Linked DNA regions of Mus musculus: all the other regions are linked to region 1. A link is a loop called in an ENCODE intact Hi-C map of the cell type or tissue named here. Cell type or tissue: heart. All regions are shown on one strand. Region 1 holds the start of Kif20b (kinesin family member 20B). Region 2 overlaps Pank1 (pantothenate kinase 1). Region 3 overlaps Slc16a12 (solute carrier family 16 (monocarboxylic acid transporters), member 12).

Region 1 (8,000 bases):
AAATAAACTTTCTCCTAACTGGATAAAAGTCACAGAGAGGTAGAGTTTGGGATTAGGTGAGTGTTCCAGTGGCTTCTTTAAACCAGCTGTGTGATATTCTATTTCTAAATTAATTAAAATAAGGTGATTCTAGCCAGACAGTAGTGGTGCACGCCTTTAATCCCAGCACTCGGGAGGCAGAGGCAGGTGGATTTCTGAGTTCGAGGCCAGCCTGGTCTACAAAGTGCCAGGACAGCCAGGGCTACACAGAGAAACCCTGTCTTGAAAAAACAAACAAACAAACAAACAAAAATAATCTACCAGATGCACAATACCAGAAAGAAAAGGCCACCTCTCTCCTAATTTTTCAAAGAAGCGGATTTAACAATCTAAAGTACCTAGCACCGTGATTCCTTGGCGCACAATAATCAAGTGTTTTTCTTACGTTGTACTTACCGCAGGGTTTGAGGCGACTAAGGAAAACTCATGAGAGAGATCAAGCTTAACACCATCAAAATTGATTTCCAAAGGCCTTGCAATTGGGTCAGCACTAAAAACGTAAGACGGTCTAGGCACTCCATCTGGATTCAAGTGAGATTCCATCCTGCGAGAAGAAAAGCAACCTCTGTAAGCAGCCTTAATAAATCAGCACGCAAGCCGCCTACAATGTTAAGTCTACTTGGAACTCCTGGGAACTTGGATGCAGTTGAGCTGACAGACTACCATGCACAACACTCTGGGTTCCATCCCAGGCATACACGGGGTATGATGGCATGGCTCTCTATACTCCCAACACGTAGGGAGGTTGACCTGGAAAATCACCAAGTTCCAGGTCATCTTAGCTACATAGGGTGTCCAAGAACAATCTAAGCCAAAGACCTTGTCTCAAAGGAAAACAAAATAAACAAAAGTAAGCTCGATAGGACAGCATGAGCTCAGACCACCCACCCCGTCTGCAAAAAGTAGGTAAATCTGTGAGTTTGAAGATAGCCCGATCCATATAGTGAGGGCCTGTCTCAAATTAACCAATTAATTAACATAAAAAATAATTTGTGTGATCCAATTTTATTAAGATTTATTTTTTTCATTTTATGTATATGAGTACACTGTTGCTGTCTTCAAACACACCAGAAGAGGGCATGAGATCACATTACAGAAGGTTGCTGGGAATTGAACTCAGGACCTCTGAAAGAGTACTCAGTGCTCTTAACCACTGAGCCATCTCTCCAGCCCATAATCCAATTTTTTAGGTAGATTTACCCAAAGACATGTCATGAACAATGCAATTAGCAAAAGAAAAAAATATGAACTGTTCACTTGGCCTGATACCCTCCTCTCACATGTCAAACAGCAGAGACAGCAGGGATGACTTAAGATCTTCTGCTAGTCTCGTTACTTAGTATCTCCCAGAAAATTGTTGCAAACCAAATTTTAACATTTAGGACTAAAACTCGGTTATTTGCAAAATAAATTCCTATTTATTTTCCGATTATAAGTAAAAAAGTGAAATAATGCATATAAACTTTACATTTAAAATAAGAGAATTGGGTCCTAGCCCAGTAGGATGCAACTCTGGGTACCTGAGGTACCACAGCCAGAATCTCCAATAATAATGATGATGACGACAATGAAAATCACTAACTGACACATCACAAGGTTGAATGTGAATATGGAATAATGCCATCACTGAACTATTAAATCTGAATTGCACATCAAATCCCTATAGGATAAACCTAACCCTCCACCCCCCAAAAAATTAACATTTAAAATTTTCTAAGGGGGCTGGTGAGATGGCTCAGCGGTTGAGAGCACCGACTGCTCCTCCAAAGGTCCTGAGTTCAAATCCCAGCAACCACATGGTGGCTCACAACCATCTGTCACAAAAATCTGATGCCCTCTTCTGGAGTATTTGAAGACAGCTACAGTGTACACACATATAATAAATAAATAAATCTTTAAAAAAATTTTTTTCTAAGAATCTATCACGCCGGGCAGTAGTGGCTCACGCCTTTAATCCTAGCATTTGAGAGGCAGAGGCAGGCGGATTTCAGAGTTCGAGGCCAGCCTGGTCTACAGAGTGAGTTCCTGGACAGCCAGGGCTACACAGAGAAACCCTGTCTCGAAAAATAAAAAGAAAGAAAGAAAGCAAGCATCTACCAGATGCACAATACCAGAGAGAAAAGGTCGCCTCTCTCCTAATTTTTCAAAGAAACAGATTTAACAGTCTAAAGCACCTAGCACCGGGATTCCCTATTTAAGTAGAAAGACAATCATCTAAATTTGTTTACTCTTCACGACAGGCTCAAAATACAGACCAACGGAAGTAGTACTGGACTAAAACTGACTCACTTCAATTTCCTTTATATACACATAAAACCCAAATATGCTTCTTTTCTAGCCACAAAGTAATGTGACATTTTTTTTTAAAAAAAGCCCCCACTGGACTCAACCTAGAAAGAGATCTTGTCACGTGACAAAACAACTGCTCACCTCCCGAATTCAGGCAACCAGACGTGGCAAATCTTTTTGTGTCTAATAAAACTAGTGTCTGTGAATCTAAAGTGTACCTCCTTTACCGGACCAGGAAACCGAGGCCTAGACAGACCGAAGTCTTCCGCCTCAAGGCTTAACTCGCTTAACTCCCTGAAGCTCAGCCCCACCTTCAGCAGCCCCGCACCTAGACTACGGGCATCACGAGCCCCGACAACGCTGACACGGCCGAGGCGTCGCAGCTTCGTGCCCTCTGTGCAAGCAGCCACCCTCGGAGCCCCCAAAATCGTCAGCTCCTCACTTACTGCAATCGCTGGTCCCTGCACGCCTCCCCACCTGCAGAATTCCACTTCCTCCCGGTTTTCAAATTCAAACAATGGCGGCTCGGCGCCGCGCTGAACCCTGGGAGTGGGCGGGGCTTCCGGCGAGCCCTGGGGGCTGGACCCGCTCGCGGCCGAGTTTCGCCCCCGCCTCCGGAAAAGGCTTTCAAGTCTGGGGGGCGGGACTCGGTGCTCCGGGCGACCGATGGGGCAGTAGCAACGCTCGTGGGCTACCTAGCTGGGAGTTTCTCGGGGCCATATTAGGTTTGACCCTAACGATACCTGTTCGGTACTCAGGTCTCAGGTTCCGTCCTAGACCCGCATGATGACGAGCCTTGCTGAGGCCGCTGTCTCCGCACTGCCTCCCGCGATGCCCCCAGGAGCGGAGGAATGGCAAACTATTCCTCCTATTACACCTCAGAGTCCTGTCATTCCCCGGGGCAGAAAGGACTTGCGACCTGGGACCAAGTTAACTCCCCTCTTTAAGTGATTCTTCTTGTCGATGACGGCCCTCTTGGATGAAACACGTTTTCCTCAAAATACATTTTAGGAGCATATCCTTCATCTTTTTATACCCCCTTTTTGATGTTTCTGAAAGCATAAATCAGCTACCGCTGAGAGGCACTGTGCAGTGCCCCAAAATGTAAGTGCCCATGTGTCCTTCTCCGCTTCCCTAAAGTAACCCTCTGAGTGCAGGGCTAATTTACTAATACATTCATATGACGAGAATTTACTATTGAGGCTAGACTTTCACTTTGAATAAAAATAATGCTAACGTAAATTGAGCATTTACCTTATGCTTCCGCTGGCACTACCTTTATAAAATGGATTGTCTGACTGGTGCTAAGAACCCTTTAAAGTAGGTATTGCTACCGTCCCATTTAATACATTCTAAATAAGTAATGGGCACAAACGTAAATGGAGGGTTGGAGAGATGGCTTAGTGGTTAAGAACACTGACCTCTTCCAGAGGTCCTGAGTTCAATTCCCAGCAAACCACATGGTGGTTAACAACCATCTGTAAAGTGATCCAACGCCCTCTTCTGGTGTGTCTGAGGACAGCAACAGTGTACTCATATAAATCTTTTAAAAAACAAAAAAGCCGGATAGTGGCACATGCCTTTAATCCCAGCACTTGGGAGGCAGTGGCAGGCGGATTTCTGAGTTCGAGGCCAGCCTGGTCTACAGAGTGAGTTCCAGGACAGTCAGGACTACACAGAGAAACCCTGTCTCGGGGGGGGGGGGGGAAGAAAAGTAAATGGAACCGGGATTTAAAATCAGTTGAAGAAGTTTTGTTACCTTAGCTTTTCTGTGATCATATTTTCAGCTATTGCACTTAATTAGAAGGATTTTTGGAACACTAGCTTGACAACCTTAGTGTTTTTCGATCTTGATACAGAATTTATATCTCCTACCACTACCCTGCCTCTGACTTCTTTCATACACACACACACTTCTCCCCCAAACAAAATAATCAAATTTGAGAAGAACTAGTTTGGATAAGATAGTAGATAAGATAAGTAGATTTGAATAGATAAGTAGATACAAGGCCAGAAGGAAAAATGAAGAAAGAAATGTAAATATGAAAGAAAAGAATAAAATAGAGACCTTCCCAGGCTGGAATTTATGTTTTGTTTTTAAACAAAATTTCTATGTAGGCCAGGCTGCCTTGGCCTCTTTCCAATGCTGAAACTATAGGAGTGTACTAGCATACTTCCCTAGCTGGACGTCAGATTCTAATGGGCTTTGTCAATTTTCATTGCTCCTTCAGATAAGTCTAACCCCCTGGATCCGATTTTTCTACCACACCTCACAGTGTCATGTTGCTTTTGCTAGTTACCAACAATTCTTAGCCCTCCGTGGGGCACTTGTATGTGTTGGTTTTGCAAACATTCGTTGGAAATTTGCAGTGCACTGTTTTTGAGGGTGGTAGAGACAGTAGGTGAGAAGAGTGAGCACAAAGACTCTTAAGGACAAATTCTAATAGGGCAACAGCCATGTCAGAAAACATTTACAGAATTACAACTACATCAGGTGCTTTAAAAGAAACTGTCTTAGAATGTGATGGGGAAACCAGAGCAAATGTTTGATCTGTATCATCAAGGATTGTTAGGAATTAACTAGTTAAGTAATATGAACATCCCAAGCCTAGGACACATGATACCAGGCACGAGGGGCGGGGAGAAAACAAAATCCAACAGATCTCCTGTTATTTGGTTCTAACTCCCAGTGGCATTTCCAGGTTAACTATAAATGTTTTACACTTGAAACATTCTTCCCGGGCTACAGGGTTAAGCATGCCCAGTATAGTTTAGTATAGCATGCCCTTTATAGTTCGCATTTCATTGGCCAGTCTCCTTTCTCTTTTACTCAAGCTCTAAAGTAAAGGAACAATGAGTACTGAGACCTCTACTCTCTCCTGTCTAGCTTCTACATGACAAGTTAACCAACTCTTATAATCAACATCTTTATTCGTCTTTACCAGAGAATAATTCTTTCTTCTCAGATCTCACATCAGAGACCTAACTACACGGAAATATTCGATTACCCGCTGTGGTAGTATGAATATGCTTGGCCCAAGGAGTGGCACTATCAGGAAGTGTGACCTTATTGGGAAAAGTGTGTCACTATGGGAGTGTGATTTGAGATCTCTTAGCTGCCCATGAGGCTTCTTTTCAATGGAGATGTAGAACTCTTGGCTCCTCCAACACCATGTCTGCCTGCACACTGCCATGCTTCCATGATAATGGACTGAACCCTTGAAAGTGTAAGCCAGCCCCCAATTAACTGTTGTCCTTTATAAGAGTTGTCTTGGTCATGGTGTCTCTTCACACTAATAGAACTAAGACACCCACTTAATGAAGTGTGACAGATTCGTCTAACACAATATGTTCAGGATGGGATGCTGGGTTTTTCACTGTGGAATCCCAATCCTTCTTCTCCTTAATTTCTTCCATAGTCATTGAATCCTTTCCCTCAGCACTCACTTAGTACATCAACATTTGTACTTTGTGGTATGTCGTTTTGCTTTGTTTTTTTGAGAGAAGATCTCATTTTGCAATGCATACTAGCCTGGACACAAACAGTCTTTCTGCCTCATCCTCCCCACTGCTGAGATAACAGGTAGGAGACAGGAAGACTGGCCACTTGGGAACTGTTTGTAATGTTAAGATTTTTTTTTTTCCTTTTATGCATGTGAGTGTTTGTCTGCTTGTATCTGGGTGTACCACTTGCATGCATGGTGCCAATGGAGGCCAAAAGAGGGCCCCTAATCACCTGGAACTGGAGTTACAGGCAGTAGTGAGACCTGACATGAGTGCTGAGACCCAAGCCCGCATACCTTGCAAAAGCAGCAAGTGCCCTTTACTGCTGAGCCATTCCCCCAGCCCACCAACTTTTAATTGAAATAAATACTCCTTCCTCTCTGTTTTTTATTTTTATTTTATTATGTATATTGTGTCTATGAGTACACATGAATACTGGTACTCACAGAGGCCAAAGGCTGTCATCCACTGAAGCTGGACTTACAGTTGTGAGCTGCCTCATGTGAATGCTGGGAATTGAACTCAGATCTACTAGGAGAGCAGTACAACTCATAACCACTTAGTCGTCTCCCTAGTTTTCCTTTCCCTTCCCCACCCTCTAGCATAGCAAAGCCTCTTGTTGATATTCCTGAACTTCTCCACATTTTTTAATCATATGTAGAGCTACCAAACTAAGGCTGAAATATGATCATATCACTTCCTTGTTTAAAGTCTTTATATGACTTTGTAGAAACAAATGATATTTACTAAGAAACAGTCATCCCACTCGTCCTACTTATTCACAATATCACTTTCCAAAGGTTCGGGTATGGGGTCCCACCTGTGCTCCGCCACAGGGCTTGGCAGCTCCAGGAGGCAGGACGAGGGAAGTTTGACCATGCTTACCCCATGCTGTTGCTGAGCAGGTGATGGGCTGTAGGGAAGCCCCTGGATTCACTCCAGGGGTGGGGAAGCACAGTCTGAGGGTGGGACAGTCAGAGCTTGTTTGGGAGTGTGGCTAGAATGAGGCTGGGGCCATCTGGTTCTCAGGCTCTTGGACATCCAGGCACCACTGGGACCTGCAGAAGAGCTTAGAATGTAGTGGGGGCCCACAGGCTGGATCTGGCCTGGGGCGGGGGAGGGGAGGGGTAGTCTTTGGCTTGACAGCAGGTGGGCTTGAGCTTGAGCTTGGTAGTGGTACTGGCTAGGGGCACAGAGAGGCATTAGACAGTAACTCTATAGGCAAAGACCTTCTCCATTGCTCCCCATGGTGGATCTCGATGAAAAGAAGCAGTCCATGGTTTTAAGACTTTTTTTTTTTTTTTTTTCCAGAGACAGGGTTTCTCTGTATAGCCCTGGCTGTCCTGGAACTCACTTTGTAGACCAGGACTCAGAAATCCGCCTGCCTCTGCCTCCAGAGTGCTGGGATTAAAGGCGTGCGCCACCACCACCCAGCTGTTTTAAGACATTTATTGTCAAGGCAGAAAGTGGATATGTAAAACCATACCCAACTTCTCAGGGTGGACCTGAGATTAAATACCTTTTGTAGGGAGGAATGTCTGGGAAGAAAAGCTTATTGGCTAAGCCCGCCAGGCCTTTAGGTACCTCATTAAAATGGAGATCTGTCTTGAGTGTACATGACCACAGGTCACATCCTCTACAAGTGGAGGGGCTTAGGGCATTGCCCTTACATGATCGTTAACCACAAATCTATGGGAGGCTGTGGCTAGTGACAGGGGCCTGGTACCCAGGAATAAGGGTTTCCAGGGCTTCAAGCTTTAACTCAACCAGGGACCAAGTTACCTTTCATGGTCCCACAGTTCCCCAGGGTCCTTTCTGTGGAATCATATTTTCACAAGTTGTCCATACACTCGTCATGCCTATGCAGTGAAGTCCCCATAAGTTCCTAAAAAGATAGTTGTCTTGACCTATATAGGCATATAAGGAAGCTTGCAGAACGGTGACCAAAACCTTATCCACATTTTGGAATGATAGCATATCTGCCCAAGGACAGAAGGTACAGAGTGTGGGACCCCTCCACACCTCAGTCCATGTGGCTTCTTAGTTGTGTCCTTAGAAATAACCTTTATGATAAATTGGTAAATGTTAGTATTTCCTTGGGTTCTTTGAGTGGCACTTGTAATCAGTCAAACCTGAAGAAAGAGTTAGAGGTGGCTAGTCTGCAAGAA
Region 2 (8,000 bases), 94 kb after region 1:
GGGCTGGAGTACAAGCGTGAGCTACCATAACAGACTTTAAAAGTCCAACATCATGATATCCTGGTGGTGGAGTGGACTCTCTTGGCAAGAGAGACTCAACAAACTCAGTCAGCTTCCAGTTTTCAGGGAAGACACTCTTCAGGGCTGGATGTGCTTATTGAGAGCCAGTTGGGGCAAGTTCCACCCTCTCATCACCACCCTGGGAACCATGCTCCCGGAGCATGGAATCTAGAGGAAAACCAACTAATCAACCAACCAACCAACCAACCAACCAACCAATCAACCAACCAACTAGCAAACCAACTAACCAACCAACCAACCAACCAACCAACCAACCAAAGACACCCAACATCTAAACCAGAGCAGCTTGAAAAGCTGCTGGGTCTTGAGGCATAGGCTCCTGAGGCAGTGCTGGATCCATTGACACACCCCACTGCAGCACCTGTGGAAGGTGAATTACAAACCTGAGCAGATCATCTTGCCGATACAGTCCTGGGCCATCTTTTACCTTTAGCCAGTCCATGGCACCCTCCTCTTTGGCATCTTTGTTGTGACTGGAGACTCCAGCCCAAGGCAAGCATTTCTCTGTAGCTGGGATCTTAAAGACCAGTTTTAAGCTTTTCTCCAAGTAAATCCAGGTGTACAGACAAACTGACAAGTATCCTGATTTTCAGATTACCTATTTGGAAATCTCTGTTATCAGTATGGCTCACTATTTGAACCTGGGAATCCCTCCTTTATCCGCAGGGTCTCTACAAAAGTGACCTGTGACTTATGTTTACTATTTTTTTTTTTTTTTGACTTTCATGACCTTAGGCTCCAAAAAAAAAATCTATCCTTCTGAAAATGTGTGTACTTTGTGCTTTTGCCGTATTCGGAAGGTGGAAACAGTGTTTCAGACCAAAGCTGGATGTGTTTCCTTCTTCTATCTGACAAGGGAATTTTTTCCTCCCAGGGTAGTTTCAGGGCATCTAGCTGGACACATTGTCTCTGTCCATATTTATGATGTTGGCTCTAGGTATGGCTGTCAATATTGTTGATGAACCTGTGATTAACATTTAAGCAGATTAATTTATATCTCTAAGACTGGCTGATGCAATCACCATTTTAAGCTTGGGGCTGACCCTTGAGGTGATAACTTTCCCTGTTCATTTACTAAGTGAGTATTAAGCAGCGACTAAGAGTGGCCTTTAGAACCAAGGCACCTCTGAGGTGCCAGGCTGTGACCAGAGATGCAGGTTTCAGGCTGGGGAACCAAGAAGATCAGAAGACATAATATGTACACTGCTGTGGGCGTCACCTCTAGTTTTTCAGGCGTCTGGACACTTCTCTACCCATAGCATTGTCATTGATGCCTCTTAGAATATAAATTGTGTGTATCTCATTGAAACATTTCAATACTTGATTAAAATGAAACATTTGGAAACATTCATGGGATGCATTAGCTTTGGGCCACTTTGAATGCTTATTTCTGTGTATCAATATTCCTTCTGTCACCTGGCCGGTGACCTGTTCTGATTCTGTAGCGCACTTACAGAATTCTGTCAGCGTTGTTAAATGGAAAATCCAGGTGAGTGACAGGAAGTCAAGTTTCCTTGGAGCTGTCACCTTACATGCATATGTCACCTTATAGTCATGTCTGTGTGTGGGATGTGTGGGCAAGTGGGCCCACAGTCTGTAACACATAAATGCCCACACTAGTATTGGTCACCTTATTGTTTTTGAGGCCGGGTCTCTTACTGAGTCTGGAGCATACAGACTCAGCAAGGTTAGCCTACCAGTGAGCTCGAGGGAACCTCATGAATTTACCTCCCAACAGCTAGGATTGCATGTCTGAAGCCATAATGCCTACCCTTTTTAACTTGAGTGCTGGAGAACCCAAACTTGAATCCTTTATGGCCCAAGCCATCTCCTAAGATGTAGCTCTTTATTACTTTTTGAAACAATAACAACAACAAAAATGTCTTTTTTTTTAAGTAGAGTATATAAGTCTATCTAGCATTTGTGTTGATTTTTTTCCCCCAAGCCCCATGAACAGCAGTAGCAAATAAGATGAAAACAGAATCACCGGGATATGTCTGCTAGTTGCTAGTGTGTCACTTACAGAAATTCACCTAATGTCTTATTCCGAACATTGAGTAAGGCTAACAGAACCTACTTGTACATGTTTTGTCGATGATGGTAACTTTTGGTTTTGGGGTATTTTTGATTTTGTTTTTCTTTATATTATTTTAGCAGCTGAATAGGCAAGGCAGGTCTTGAACTAATGATGTCCCCCTGTCAACATCATTAGTGTTGGAACTGCAGACATGCCACTAGTCCAGCCTCATGGAATTCTTCTGGTATTTTGTTTCCATGTGTGTGTGCGTGTGCGTGTGTGTGTGTGTGTGTGCGTGTGTGTGTGTGTGTGTGCGCGCGCGTGTGCGTGTACATGTGCGTGTCTGTCTGTCTGTCTCTCTGTCTGTGTGTCTATGCGTCTATGTGTCTGTTTGTGTGTGTGAATCAAACCATCACTTCCTTCATTGATTTATTTTTTCAGTACTGGGAGTTGAACCAAGGGCTTCATGCATGCTGTACTCTACACTGACTACAGCCCTAGTCCTTTTTATTGGTTTGTTTGTTTGTTTGTTGTCAGGGAAAATGATCACCAACTTGGACCTGAGGCAGCAGTATTAGGAATTAAACTTTTAAGGATAGGATGGCTACTAGCTGCTCAGACCAGCCAACAGCCCTTTGTTCTCTGTATCTAGAGTGGTGGAGGAGGGGTTATCTGTTCATATTCACCTTCCTCTCCATGGTGTGCCATCTCCTGCTTGTCTCTGGCTGACCTGCCTCCTCTCCAAATAGCCTCCCTTTCTTCTTGTTTATCACATATATTTGACCAACCTCTCTTTCTGTCCCCAAGAAGAGGATGTCTTACCTCATAGACCTCTGAAAGGACAATCCTGGGCCACTTAGCTAGTAAGCCTGTTGTGTGTGGTGGGTGCCATACAGAGACTATCATGGAATCTTCACAGCAACACCGAGAAGCCAAATAATTCACCCCAGATAACCTCTGTTAAGTAAGTTTTAGACCTGGAGTTCAAAGCCAGGCCCAGCTGCTCCAGAGCCAAGTGTGGCAAGAGGCTTTGTGGACTCAGAGGGGACTCTTTTCCACTCCCAGGCCTTTTGACCTCACATTCTGTCACACATATGTAGGATTCTCGTTCGCTTCTGAATATTCTACTGCACTGACCGCCCTTAGCTGTTGTGACAACACGTTTGGCAGCTTATGACTACAGAGATTTCTTCCATCAAAATTCTTGAGGTTGATAGCCCCCAGTTAAAGCCTTGGCATCAACACAGTTCTGTAGAGGTCGTGGGGAGATTACGCTAGTTGCCTTTTCGAGGCTCTTTGTACCCCAGAGATCAGGGCGCAACACTAAGATATCTGTCTACTTCTTCAAAGGCTTCTTCCTCTAGCTTTCAGACCTTTCCTGTGTGTGTGTCCTGCCATTAGAGTTAGGCTCCATTCGGATGACTCATGATGAGACCATGTTCACAGATTCTGAGGGTTAAACCAAGGGCCCACATCCAGGCCACCAGTCTCACATGCTAATGAGTGCTTTCCCGACAACCAGGCAGCTCTTGTCTGTGTAGCACAGCTATTTTTCTGGCTGTGACTGCTGGCCTGTACTCTTTCATGCTGGAGGGGGGTTGGGGTCTGAGTGCATTTCTTGTCTTTGAAAGTGAATCTTATAGAGAGCACACACCTCCCAGGCTCCTCGCACCACCGTATTAGACTACAGCATCTAACAGGCTTTTGTTCTCTCGTAGATTGCGGACCTGCAGCTGCATAAACTGGATGAGCTGGACTGTTTGATTCAGGGCCTTCTTTACGTTGACTCGGTTGGCTTCAATGGCAAGCCAGAATGTTACTATTTCGAAAACCCCACAAATCCCGAGTTGTGTCAAAAAAAGCCATACTGTTTGGATAACCCGTACCCTATGTTGCTGGTTAACATGGGCTCAGGCGTCAGCATCCTGGCAGTGTACTCCAAGGACAACTACAAAAGAGTGACGGGGACCAGGTAAACATGCTCTCAACCAGGAGAGCCTCTTCATGCTTAAGCCATGCCTATTTCTTGATGAGCAGTATATAGTAAAAGGTTATTATCATCGAATACATTTTTTAAAAAGAACTACTTTGGGCTCCTGTACTACCAAAGAGCAGTTTATTGGATGTTTGTTTTCGTTTGGTTTCGGATGCAGGCTCTTCCCTTGTAGTTAAGGCTATCCTGAAGCTTGGTGTATAAGTCTCACAATCCTGCCTCTGCCCCCCTGAGTGCTGGGTGTATAGACATGAGCCAATAACCAGTTCTCTGGATGATACATCAGAGGAGAAGAAGTTGATTCATGTTAAGGTTAATAGCATAAGATCTTTGTCTACTGGAGGTGTCCTGCTCAGGTAGGGTGAGGGAGGGTGGCGCACATTAGTTTGCCAGCAGGTAGGTGTACTGAGTGCTGGTAGGATGGCAGAGACTGCCAGCCAACCTTGGATTGGTCAGAGACGCTTCACAGAAACTTTCTCTTGGAACCTTTGTGGTCTCAAGGCAGGAAAGATGGCTCGAAACAGCATATCATTCCAACCAGCAAACAGAAGGCTTACAAGGAATGGTTTTTCCTCTTCTTAGGTAAGCGAGGAGTCAGAGCAGCTCATAGAGGTGTTGGGATGCAGGGTATCAGAATACAGCCCTGCGACCCCTGGCGGTCAGAATACTTCATAGCTTTTTATTTGTTTTTATTTATTATCTATTCTTGCACTCAAAGACCCATGTAGGGCAAACAGGCTGAGCTTCCTGTCAATGGGCAGCTCAACATGGCCGAAGGACCTGTTGTCAAAAGTCATTAAGAGAGTCCACTGTGAACGAAATTAGGCTGATTTGGTATGAAGCATTCCTTCAACTTGCTAGACCACAAAAACCTGTCTTTAGAGGAACTAAAAAGGACTGGCGCCATGCAGCGCGTCCTTAGCATATGGTGTTGAGACCATTCGTTGTTGGTGCCAACAGTGCTGACAGATGAACATGGCTCGTTACTTGTCTGGACCCCAGGGTTCTCATTTCTGCCAGGAAAGGTGTTGCTTGATTTGTTTGTTGGTTTGTTTGGCTTCCAGCACTGAGAACTCTTTAGCATGCTTCAGCTGTAGCAGGAAAGCTCCGCCCTTTCAGTGTTCCTTCTTTTGTCAACTGGGGTTGAACAGTTAGTGTCTCTCTCTATCCCTGGGGAAGGTGATGGTAGCCAGCGTCTTAAGACATTTCTAACTGTTACAGTTGGAGGTGGGACCCAACAGTACATAGTAGCTTGAAGTCAGGGATACTGATAAAATTTGGTAATGCCTAGGGTAGCTCCTCCAATAGCAGAAGATATATAAAGTCCCCCTACACCAGGGTTGCTACAGTTGAGACACCCTGGTGCATACACACACACTGTTTGAAGCCGGTGTGGGTTCAGAATGTAGTATCTGATATGTTTAGAAACTGCTACCAGGCACACACACCTTTTTGGTTTTTAGTTGTGATTTTATTTATTTAATTTAATATCATTGTTCATGACTTACTATTCATTATCATTGTGCAGCCCTGACTGGCCTTGGAGTTCATCATGTAAGCCAGCCTGACCTCACACTCACAGACATCCACCTGCCTCTTCCCCCTGAGTCCTGGGAGTAAAGATGCCCACCACAGTTCCTGGCACAACATATATCTTTTCATTAAGAATATAGTGGCTTACTTGCTTGGCCAGGAGCAAACACTGATGCCATGGTCTCACTAGCACCATCAGGTGTGTCAGGCTAGGGATACTCAGCTAGACCTTAGAGCATTCTCCTGGCCGAAGTGTAAGTTTTATAATAACTACAGACTTCTCCTAGGAGCAATTGAGTTGGTAAATCTGCCCTCCAGGCACTAACAAGCTACACATTTTCCACAGTTAGAAATAGTCACCCTTTTGTTGATGCATACAAAATAGCTAATGAATGATATCACAGATCCAGCCTCAGATGTGCAGGCTCCAGGGATCTGTATCACCTTGAGAAGCAGCTAAGGAGCTAATTGTGGGGCGTGGCTTCTTCACACATAAGGAGTACCTGCAGAAGGTATTGATGACTGCCCTTTGTGAGCCTCCTGTCTCAGCCTCCCAAGTGCTACCATTACAGGTGTGTGCCACCACTTCCGGCCCAGAAGTTTCTCTTGTGATATGTTAGAAAACAGAAGATGTACACAGTTAGGGAGAGTGGTAAAAATTAGTATCTAAGACCACTGGTGTTAATATGCAAGCTCACTACAACTGAGCTGTATCCCCAGACATTGGGAGCACTGATGTTAAGTAAGCTCTCCCCCACTGAGCTGTTTTCCTAGACCCTTGGGGACCACTGATGTGAGCAAATGATGTGAACTTTAAAAATGTTTTACTTCTCATAAACTGAGAGATGCAACCTAGGTTGTTTGTTAATTCTGCCTTTTCTTGTATGATGTTGTTGTTTTTTCTTGCTAGCTTCTTGTTGTTATTTTGGTGGATTTCATTTTGTTTTTTGAGGCAGTGTCTCACTATGCAGCCAGAAGTGATCTTGAGTTTTCCACAGTACAACATTCATAGCCTGTACTTGTGTGTGTGTGTGTATGTGTGTGTGCGCACGCGCGCGCTTGAGTGCGTGCAGGCACATGTGTGCATGTGTGCATGCATGATCGTGCCCAAATCTTTACATAGCTGCTAGGGATTGGGACACAAGTCCTCATGCTTGTTTGTCAAGTACTTTAACAATGGAGCCACCTCCCCAGTAAGTGTTTGTAAAAAGCCATGTTACTTCATGGAATCCGTTTCCTGTTAACATGTTTTAAATGGTCGATTTTGTATACTTTCACTGCTTCCTAGATTAAGCATTTTTTTCTCCAACACAAGTCCAATTCTAAGTATGAAAATCAGTGGAAAATTAGTACATTACAGCATATAGTCTATTAAAAAGAAGAAAATAACTGTGTAACCTCAGTGGAAGGAACAGTGCATCTCTCCTGGTCATTCAGGAATCTATTTTAAGGGAATACACTCGAATGCCCATCAATGAGCACTGCTCAACAGGCATTGCCAATTCAATTTCTAAACTGAGTAACAAGATTTCTTCTCACTGACGGACAGTGATAGTATTCAATGCCCTTTCTTATCTATATATTTTGCCTCTGATATACTGAGGATTTTTTTCTGCATGTCTGCCAGAAGAAACTTGTGAGCGAGGAAGTGCCTTAACTAGATAAGGTCGAGGGTAAGGACAAGTGCTGGGAGAGCCTGGCCCTCCTGTGACGTTACGTTCCTCTCACCTGTCTGCAGCCCCCGCTGTACAGATGCACACCTGCTTTCCTAGCCAGCTTCTTGTCTGGAACCATTTTCTCTTCCTCCTTCTCACCCTCAGTTACACCAACACATCCATTAATGCGTTACCTTCTTTCTAAGTCAGCCAATGTCTTGAGATGCCTACACGGTGGTTGAATGCCTTGGTCCTGGTGGATGCCCGATTGTTCAAACATAGATTATCAGGGACAAAAAGTGTCGAAGCTGAAAATTCCAACAGACTTTTTAAAAAATGTATTTGGGGAGCAAACAAAAAAATGTAGGCAGCACACATACACAGCACCTGATCTCATTAAAACCACCGTGGGGTTTGGTATGCAGATGAAGGTAGACTGTCTTTGTGTGTTTCCTTGGTTTCCTTGGGATCTCACAATGCCACACCCATGACGTGTAGATTTTACTGGTTGTACACAATGACACATATGGCCCTTGAAAAAGAACTCTTTTTAGAGTTGAAGAATTTTTTTTTTCTGTCTAAGAATCACAGTCTGAGAATACGACACAGCTTTTTTTTTTTTTTTTTTTTTTTTTTTGGTTTTTCGAGACAGGGTTTCTCTGTATAGTCTTGGCTGTCCTGGAACTCACTTTGTAGACCAGGCTGGCCTCGAACTCAGAAA
Region 3 (8,000 bases), 250 kb after region 1:
GGGAGAGGAAGGGAGAAAGGGAGAGAGAGTGAAGGAGAGAGGGAGGGAGGGAGAGAGGGAGGGAGAGAGAGACAGACAGAGACAGAGAGAGAGAGAGAGAGAGAGAGAGACAGAGACAGAGACAGAGACAGAGACAGAGACAGAGACAGAGACAGAGAGACAGAGAGGATGTATGGAAAGGAGTGGGGAGTGGTCAGTTTCTTTCTTCAGCATGTCCCTGATTTTGCTGGGAAATTCCAGCTTAGCTTGAGTAGTGATTTTTTTTTTCAAGTTCTTCATGTCTTTGAGAAAAGATTTCTTTTAGTGTATTCTTCCTAAGGAAAAAAGTCACAGAACTCCTCTCTGTAGTTTGAAAATTACGAAAGAATGGCAGGAAGATTAATTTTTCAGCTGGTTACACAAACAGCTTTAAAGGGATTCCTGGAAGATCAGAGTCTCTTCAGTCTCAGTCATCCGTTTTTCCCACTGCCCGCTCTTGTCCGCTCACGGTGAACCACCATTCACGGCGTTCTCTGTTTCCCAGGTCTTGGATTTGCACTTTGTTACTCTCCGGCAATTGCCATGGTGGGCAAGTATTTCAGCAGACGGAAAGCCCTGGCTTATGGGATTGCCATGTCAGGCAGTGGCATTGGTACCTTCATCCTGGCTCCTGTCGTTCAGCTCCTCATCGAACAGTTTTCCTGGCGAGGAGCACTGCTCATTCTTGGCGGGTTCGTTCTGAATCTCTGCGTCTGCGGCGCTCTGATGCGTCCAATTACCCTTAAAGAGGACCGATCAGTCCCAGAAAAGAATCACAACCGTGAATCTCAGCGAGAAGACTGTAAGCAAGCATCTCCCTATTCACCTTTGACCAAAGAATGTACAGAGACCCGTCTTTGCTGCTCCTTGCAGCAGGAATACGGTTTTTTACTGATGTCAGACTTCGTCGTGTTGGCCGTCTCTGTTCTGTTCATGGCCTACGGCTGCAGCCCTCTCTTTGTGTACCTAGTGCCTTATGCTTTGAGTGTCGGAGTGAGCCACCATCAAGCTGCTTTCCTCATGTCCATCCTCGGGGTAATCGATATTGTTGGCAATATCACATTTGGCTGGCTAACTGACAGAAGGTAAATTCCGGGGCAAAACGCAACTGGCTTTTCCTAGGAGGCTTTAAGTGCCGAGTTTTCCCTGGCTTTGTCACACATCTACATTTGGAGGGGAATGTTGGTATCTAAAGGAGGCTTTTCTTGCTGATTCCTATAGATCAGATGTTAGCAAACTTTTTATGTATGGGGACACATAGAGCAAACATTGTTTGGCTTTGTAGAAGATATAGTATTTGTCATAACTCTATAGGACTGCCATCAGCATGAGAGCAGCTGTGTTCTGATGAGTATCAATGCATACTGAAATGTCTATTTCTATATTTCACCCAAGGTTAGGTTTTTTGTTTTGTTTTGTTTTGTTTATTTGGTTTACAACCATTTATGATGAAACAAGCCAACCAAATGACCAGGTAAGTCACACAAAAGGTTAGCAAGCTAGAGGTGCTCCTAATTTGTCCATTCTTGTTCTAGACAGTCTAGGTTGTATGTCTGTCTGAACTTCACAGAGGAGGACAACTTAAAAGTCCTAATGACAAATTTGATTCCAGCCTAAAGTAAATTAGTCTTCTACTGCGACAACTGCTCTCTGCCTGCTGTGGTCTTAACACATTTTGGATTGTCCCAGGGTTTAACTAGTAGCAGAAAGAGGACCTCACCCCACCCCTCAGGTAGAAGGGTCAGGTGCAATGACACACAATGTCATTAGCCACACACTTAGATTTCAGTGTGAGACTAGAATACTTTCATGATATTGTATGCTTAGAGACTGGATTTATAGGAACTCTACAGCAAATAATTAATTACCTGTTTGGATTGGAGACTTCTGATGGCGCCTTGGGTGAGGAATTACTTATGTTTGAGTCATGAGCTAAGAGAGCTATCATCTAATGGCTTCTCACAAGTTACACTTTAGTCATTAATCAGGATCTGACTGGGATTCTCTAGCATTATTAATATAATATTTAGAACAGATTCCACTTGTTTTCTTTTGTGCCTCGCTGGTGATAAAAGCAGCAACTCATATGCTGGACAAGCTCACTCAGCCGTGCCCCAGCACTTCCCACCTTTTAAATTAAAGACAAAGGAAGGAGGAAGGGTGGGGCGATGTCCGCTGCACAATGTTGACTCAGGGAGAAGCAACTTGTAAGTCGAAGGAGGCGTGGCTAGGCACAAGACCTAAATTCTTGTGCCAGTTCTACCCTTTGTTAAAATCACCTACTGCTGAGATTCTCCAGGGCCTCCATCTGTCAAGTAGATGTTGGAGGCTTATGAGAGGAAGCATTTGCAAATAGGCAGAGCTGGCATTCTACCGTCTTTCAAATATTATATTATTATATTATATTATTATATTATAGATGGAGGTGGAGTTTCAGAGAGGAAATGGAGTGGAAGACCACTGCGGGAGTCTGGATGTAGGACTTTATCCTAGATCAGACAGACCTTCGTCACTCTTACACTTCTTTTTACTGTCTTCATATCCAGTCTCAGCAATGTATGATTGCTTGGGCTGTTGAGCATGCGAGATGTGCTCGATACCAGTGACAACCTTATCTCGAAGCACTCACTATGGTAGCTGCCTAGAAAATTGTGGCCTCAGGTTTACATATATTGAGGTGGCTAGTCTCGTTTTATGATGAAAGGATTTTACATTAGAGTTACGCAGGTAGTGACACTGCAATCTTGTACATATTAGAGCAACACCATACTATGCTTCCTGCACACATACATTCATGTATATATGCCAGTAGAACAATCAGAGGATAACAGGAGCTGGCAAGATGTGCTAGCAGTAAAGAACACTTGCTACTTTTGCAGAGGAATGGAGTTCAGTTCCTAGCACCCCCACTGAGAAGCTCATAGCTTCCTGTAACTCTAGTTCCAGGGAATCCAATATGGCCTCCATGGTAGCTAATGCATATGCTCACATACACACATGCGTGCTCGTGTGTGTGTGTGTGTGTGTGTGTGTGTGTGTGTGTGTGTGTGTGTGTACGTGCGCGCGCGCGAGTGTAAGATAACACAAATAGGAAGGCACACACAGCTGCGGTGTTTACAGTTGCGTGACTCTGTTCAAATATCTCTTTTATGGAATCTGAGTATCCCATACTCATTATGGCTCTTCACATTTGTAGGTGTCTGAAGAATTACCGATATGTTTGCTACCTCTTTGCCGTGGCACTAGATGGGCTGTGCTATCTGTGTCTTCCAATGCTTCAAACCTTCCCCCTTCTTGTGCCTTTCTCTTGTACCTTTGGCTACTTTGATGGAGCCTACGTTACCTTGATCCCGGTCGTGACTGCAGAGATAGTAGGGACCACCTCTTTGTCTTCAGCACTTGGCGTGGTCTACTTCCTTCATGCAGTGCCATACTTGGTGAGCCCACCCATTGCAGGTAAGTTTTCAAAGTCTACTAGCCACTGTCACTGTACTGATGTAGAGGAAGTGAACCCACACTTCTGTGTACAGCTCATATACCAAAAATAAGAAAAAGCTTCCGAGTGAGTCAGGAAAGGGTGAAAGGTTGTAGGAATGCAAAAGGGACCAAAGAACTATGGTCCTACCCACATTCTGCCTTTATAATCTTTTTCCAACCAAGTAAGGATGGTAGCTTGCATGGAAAATGGAAGTCCCAAGTTAGGGTCTTGGTTCCAGTTTATGTTAAAGATAGAAGTAAAAGGATAGAACATTTGCTCCAGTTGTAAGTAAGTAGGGCACCATCAGAAGGAAGTCTGCTACCAAAACAGAGCAGTGGGTAGTGAGGCTAAAAGGAGACGTGAAGGTATAAAGACACAGAGAGCCAGGTGGAGGGCAGGGCTCTCTCTGTGTTCTTCGCTTATCATTTGTACATACCAAATGTTGGTAATGGTCAAGTTTTCATGCAAACAGATAATGACTATAGCATGTTTTAGAGAATACCACCTAGAGGTTTACAATAGAGGAAATTAAGATTCTACCTTAATGCAAAGTAACTACTTTGTCCCTACAGAAATCCACATACAAATCAGACCATAACAAGAATATGTGCAGGGGGGTATGGATCATGGGAAACTGTAAAGTGAGAATTAATTTTTCTACTCCACTTTGATTTTTGGATTTGAAGTGGGTGAAAAGTGAAGCTGTATACTTTCCTGGTGGATTTTCTCCACATACAAATATTTTGAGGAAAAATCTATAGCTGCTCCTTGCCAACTACAAACCAATTGCCTACCAGAGTAAAACTTTACCCACCAACTCTCTGATCCTTGTGACCCATATTTTCCTATCACAAAACACAGTGCTCCTCACATCTTTGTGATTGGCATAGATATTGGGATTGATATACTGCAATAGCAGCAGAAATAAAAACAAATTATAGATTGTGGCCTCCGGTATATGCATTTAAAACAACACACAACATCATGTTGTGCGCATGATCTTAACCAAAAGGCCAAGAAGCAATGTCCGAGAGTCCAAATTTTCAAATAAGGTATGGTTGAGATCAGTCTTCCGTTGACAACTGGACACTGCACTAAAGTCTATTAGGTTGCTTACAGTAGTGTGTGGGTTCTGGGAATCCTATTAGCATTTTGTATGTCCACTTATCCCCTATATCACTGATCCCAACTTCAATCACTTGAATGATGTTTAAAGCTACAGACTATGAAATACAATCTTCATCTTTTTAAACCAGATTTCATGGAGTTAATAATCACTAATATTTATTGTGTGAGTAGCAAAGACAGAGGCCTCTCTTAAATCCTTCACTTAATAACAATTATTAATTTATATATTTCTCGGTTCCTGCAAGACATCTTTAGGCCATCTGCTTTTTGTTCAAATCATTGATGGTGTGCTGTAGTCTAGGGAGATTCTCCTGGCAAATGATTAAGTTTGAGAGTGGCTAATCCGGTAATTGAATTTTTAGCTCAGCACCGTGGTTTTGCTTTTGCTGTAGGATGGCTGGTGGACACGACGGGCAGCTACACTGCAGCCTTCCTTCTCTGTGGATTTGCCATGATATTTAGTTCCATCCTGCTTGGCTTCGTTAGAATTGTCAAGAGGATGAAGAGAACACAAGTGCCTTTCCCGGTCAAAGACTCAGATCCCAAGCTACAACTGTGGACCAATGGATCAGTGGCCTACTCTGTAGCAAGGGAGTTAGATCAGAAAGATGAGGAACCCCTGCCTAAAGCCAGGTCTGGTTGCAACCTCACGTGACATCCCTGGGAATCTTCAAGGCTGGTGGACCCCAGGCCACCAGGTTGTTCATGGTCTGGAAATATTTTATTTTGACAGAGTATCACCTCCCAAGTAAATTATTAATACTGTTTTGCTAACATATTTATATGGGGGAAAATAACGAGCAACGAAGAAATCTGGAGTAGCCTGGAGTTTTCTCATTTGGGATTTGTACTTACTTAGCTCCAGGGGAAAGTCAGGGCATAGTTTATGGGATTAGCTGTATTTCAAGGCAACTCCAAGGCAGAGGCCATTGAGAATGGGTTTTGTCATAACAAAATTGACCCCCACCACCTCATTCTGAATGGAAGCAGTGAGTATGCTGGCAGTGGAGATGCAGAGGTGGCTTGAGGGCAGAGTGCCTCAATTTTTAGAGTGGCAAAGAAGTTCTTGAGACTCTTTGAATGATAATGATTAGTGTACAACAGATGTTCTCTCATCAGTTCCCTGCCTCTTCCAATGGGCATCACTTTGAGAGACCCAAGAATCATCAAACACCATGGCTGGAATGGACTTTAGAGGGTGGCTGGTGATAATATTTGATTTGAAACTGTCTTGTTGAAACAGGAAGCTCTTTTCTTCAGACTGTGCCCCCAACATGCACCTCGGTCACTACCGCATACTGACTCTAAATGTAACATAACTCATTCAATGGTGGAATAACTGCTCCATCTTTTCTGAAGGGATTGTAACACACCAGAAATCCTCATCTTTTTTTTTTTTTCTTCAGAAAAAAAAAGTTCTAGTTTGAACTGTAGACACATTCCTTTTAGGAACAGAAAAATGTTGACAGTATTCCCATTGAGCAGTAATTGAATTCTTGAGTCAGCAGGTATCTGGTGGGAGTCTTCCTTACAAAGCAGTCGTTAGATTCAGCATTATCCAAAAGAGGGCTTGGGGGTTTTCTTATCATACAGATGTTCTAAACATGGCCTTCGGAGATCACTGTGTCTCTTGCTAGATGATAGTTATAAATCTGACTCATTGGCTTGGAAGCATCTGCTCCTTCTTGAAAGCCAGACTTTCTTGGTACTTGGAATCCTTTCTGAATTTTTAGATCAGAGGAGAGGACAAGGAGAAGAAAAAAAAAGAAGAGTGGGTCCCCCATCTTATCTCCAGCTGTTTTCAAATCCACACAATGAAGATTCCTGAATCCCCAGTCATGTTCCATCTGCAAAGAAGGACAAGTTACATAATTAAAGGACTTTTTTTTAGTTGTTCAAGAGGTTAAATACAAGTCACAAGGAACATTTTGATCTCAAAGGCCATGTAACCTACTGTCACCAAGAGGTCCCAGCGTGGCTTTAGCCAGACACAGTGCTGGGAGAAATGACCAAGTTTTGAGGAATGGCTGAAGTGGCTGAATCCTCGTTGAACTGAATATCTTTAGGTTACTATATTGCTTTCATAACGAGACTCTGGCTTGATCCGATGGAGAAATTGATACTAGTCCATTGTAGCTTTTCACAGAAAAATTTGAATGTTCTGTCTTTACTCAGCCTGGGACTTTAGTTTTGAATCCATTCACTTAGTGATTTGCAATTTTAAAAATACTTTGGGTACAACTTTAAAAAACTCAAAGTTAAAATAAAATACTTGTTTTGGAATAGCACTTTACCTTAAGAGACATTTTTTTAATCATAAAAATGATTTTTTAAAAATATAATTACTCTTATTTGTATGTTTTAAAGCATTGATTATAAATTTTGTGGGATTCTATAATATAATTTCTCTATTGTGCTTATGAAAAAAATAGGATAGTGATCAAGGGTTTTAAAATTTATATAAAAACATTTTAGATCTTTTGACTTTATACATGCAATAAATTTGCCTTCTAACTATCTTGGGACAACATTTTTGAAGAACCAGTAAGAAACACTGTAGATCTTAGAGTTTACAGTTTGGTCATCTGTACAACATGTTACTAAAACAATATCTCCGTGTATTTAAACAGTTGGTTCCAAAGCTAAGGGAATGGGATATTTTGTGGAATGGAGAATAAACCTGTAGAGGAATGATTCTATGCCTTAAATATTTTTTCACCCAACTGTAAGTTCTCCTTTGTAACTAAGTAGGAAAACGACAATATCTAACGTTTCAATGTGCCATTCTTTCTTTTGCTTAAATTAGAATTTTATGAATGAATCAGATGTGTAGGCTAATATTTTCCTAGTTCAAAGGCAAAATAAAATGGATTTATAGACATGTATTTGGAACAATTGTTTTATTTTCTTCAGACAAGGAATTTGGACAGGTTGGGGAGTGGGACTATCCAGATAGGAATTAGCTCAGAGCACAGGGCTGGAAAAAGATGTTTCCAAGAAAATGGACCCAAAATTAAGTTGGTATAGTCATTGTAATATCTAATAAAATAGACTTTAAACCAAAATTAATCAAAAGAGATGAGGAAGGACAGTTCATACTCATTAAAGGAAAAAAAAATCCATCAAGATGAACTCTCAATTCTGAATTATCCTTACCCTGAATGCAAGGACATCCACATTTGTAAAAGAAACAATAGGAAAGCTGAAGTCACAAATCAAATACCACACATTGACAGTGGAAGGCTTCAACACCCCACTGTCACCAATGAGCAGGTCATCAGGTCCAGACAGAAACTAAACTGAGAAATATTAGAACTTATAGACATTGTGACTCAATGGGCCTAACGAATATCTACATAACATTTTCACTCCCAAA

The links. Peaks named below come from ENCODE experiments on the same cell type or tissue, not always from the same donor. Only the 100,000 strongest peaks of a DNase experiment are listed, where the experiment ranks them.
Region 2: it touches region 1 in a loop (6-fold over the local background); 11 of 42 quality-filtered maps call a loop at or near these places.
Region 3: a loop joins it to region 1, with 9 times the contacts of the local background. A loop is called at or near these places in 14 of 42 quality-filtered maps.

What each region holds. Positions count from the first base shown.
Region 1 is chr19:34,917,208-34,925,207 of GRCm38, reverse strand. It overlaps Kif20b (kinesin family member 20B), which reads right to left and starts at 2,850. Exons shown (of 32, transcript NM_001362434.1): 1 at 2,775-2,850; 2 at 436-583. The coding sequence starts at 582. In heart, CTCF peaks have their summits at 3,454 and 3,806 (motif pointing left); a DNase peak (open chromatin) is centred at 2,947; H3K4me3 peaks cover 2,008 bases; H3K27ac peaks cover 1,606 bases.
Region 2 is chr19:34,823,190-34,831,189 of GRCm38, reverse strand. Pank1 (pantothenate kinase 1) reads left to right here. Exons shown (of 7, transcript NM_001114339.2): 3 at 3,817-4,070. Among named protein-coding and RNA genes, the nearest start is that of Mir107, 6.4 kb to the right of the region's middle. In heart, a CTCF peak has its summit at 4,752 (motif pointing left); no DNase peak of the experiment used is centred here.
Region 3 is chr19:34,667,910-34,675,909 of GRCm38, reverse strand. It overlaps Slc16a12 (solute carrier family 16 (monocarboxylic acid transporters), member 12), which reads left to right. Exons shown (of 7, transcript NM_172838.4): 5 at 524-1,103; 6 at 3,215-3,474; 7 at 5,017-7,509. The coding sequence ends at 5,279. Among named protein-coding and RNA genes, the nearest start is that of Ifit1, 31 kb to the right of the region's middle. In heart, no CTCF peak of the experiment used is centred here; a DNase peak (open chromatin) is centred at 2,209.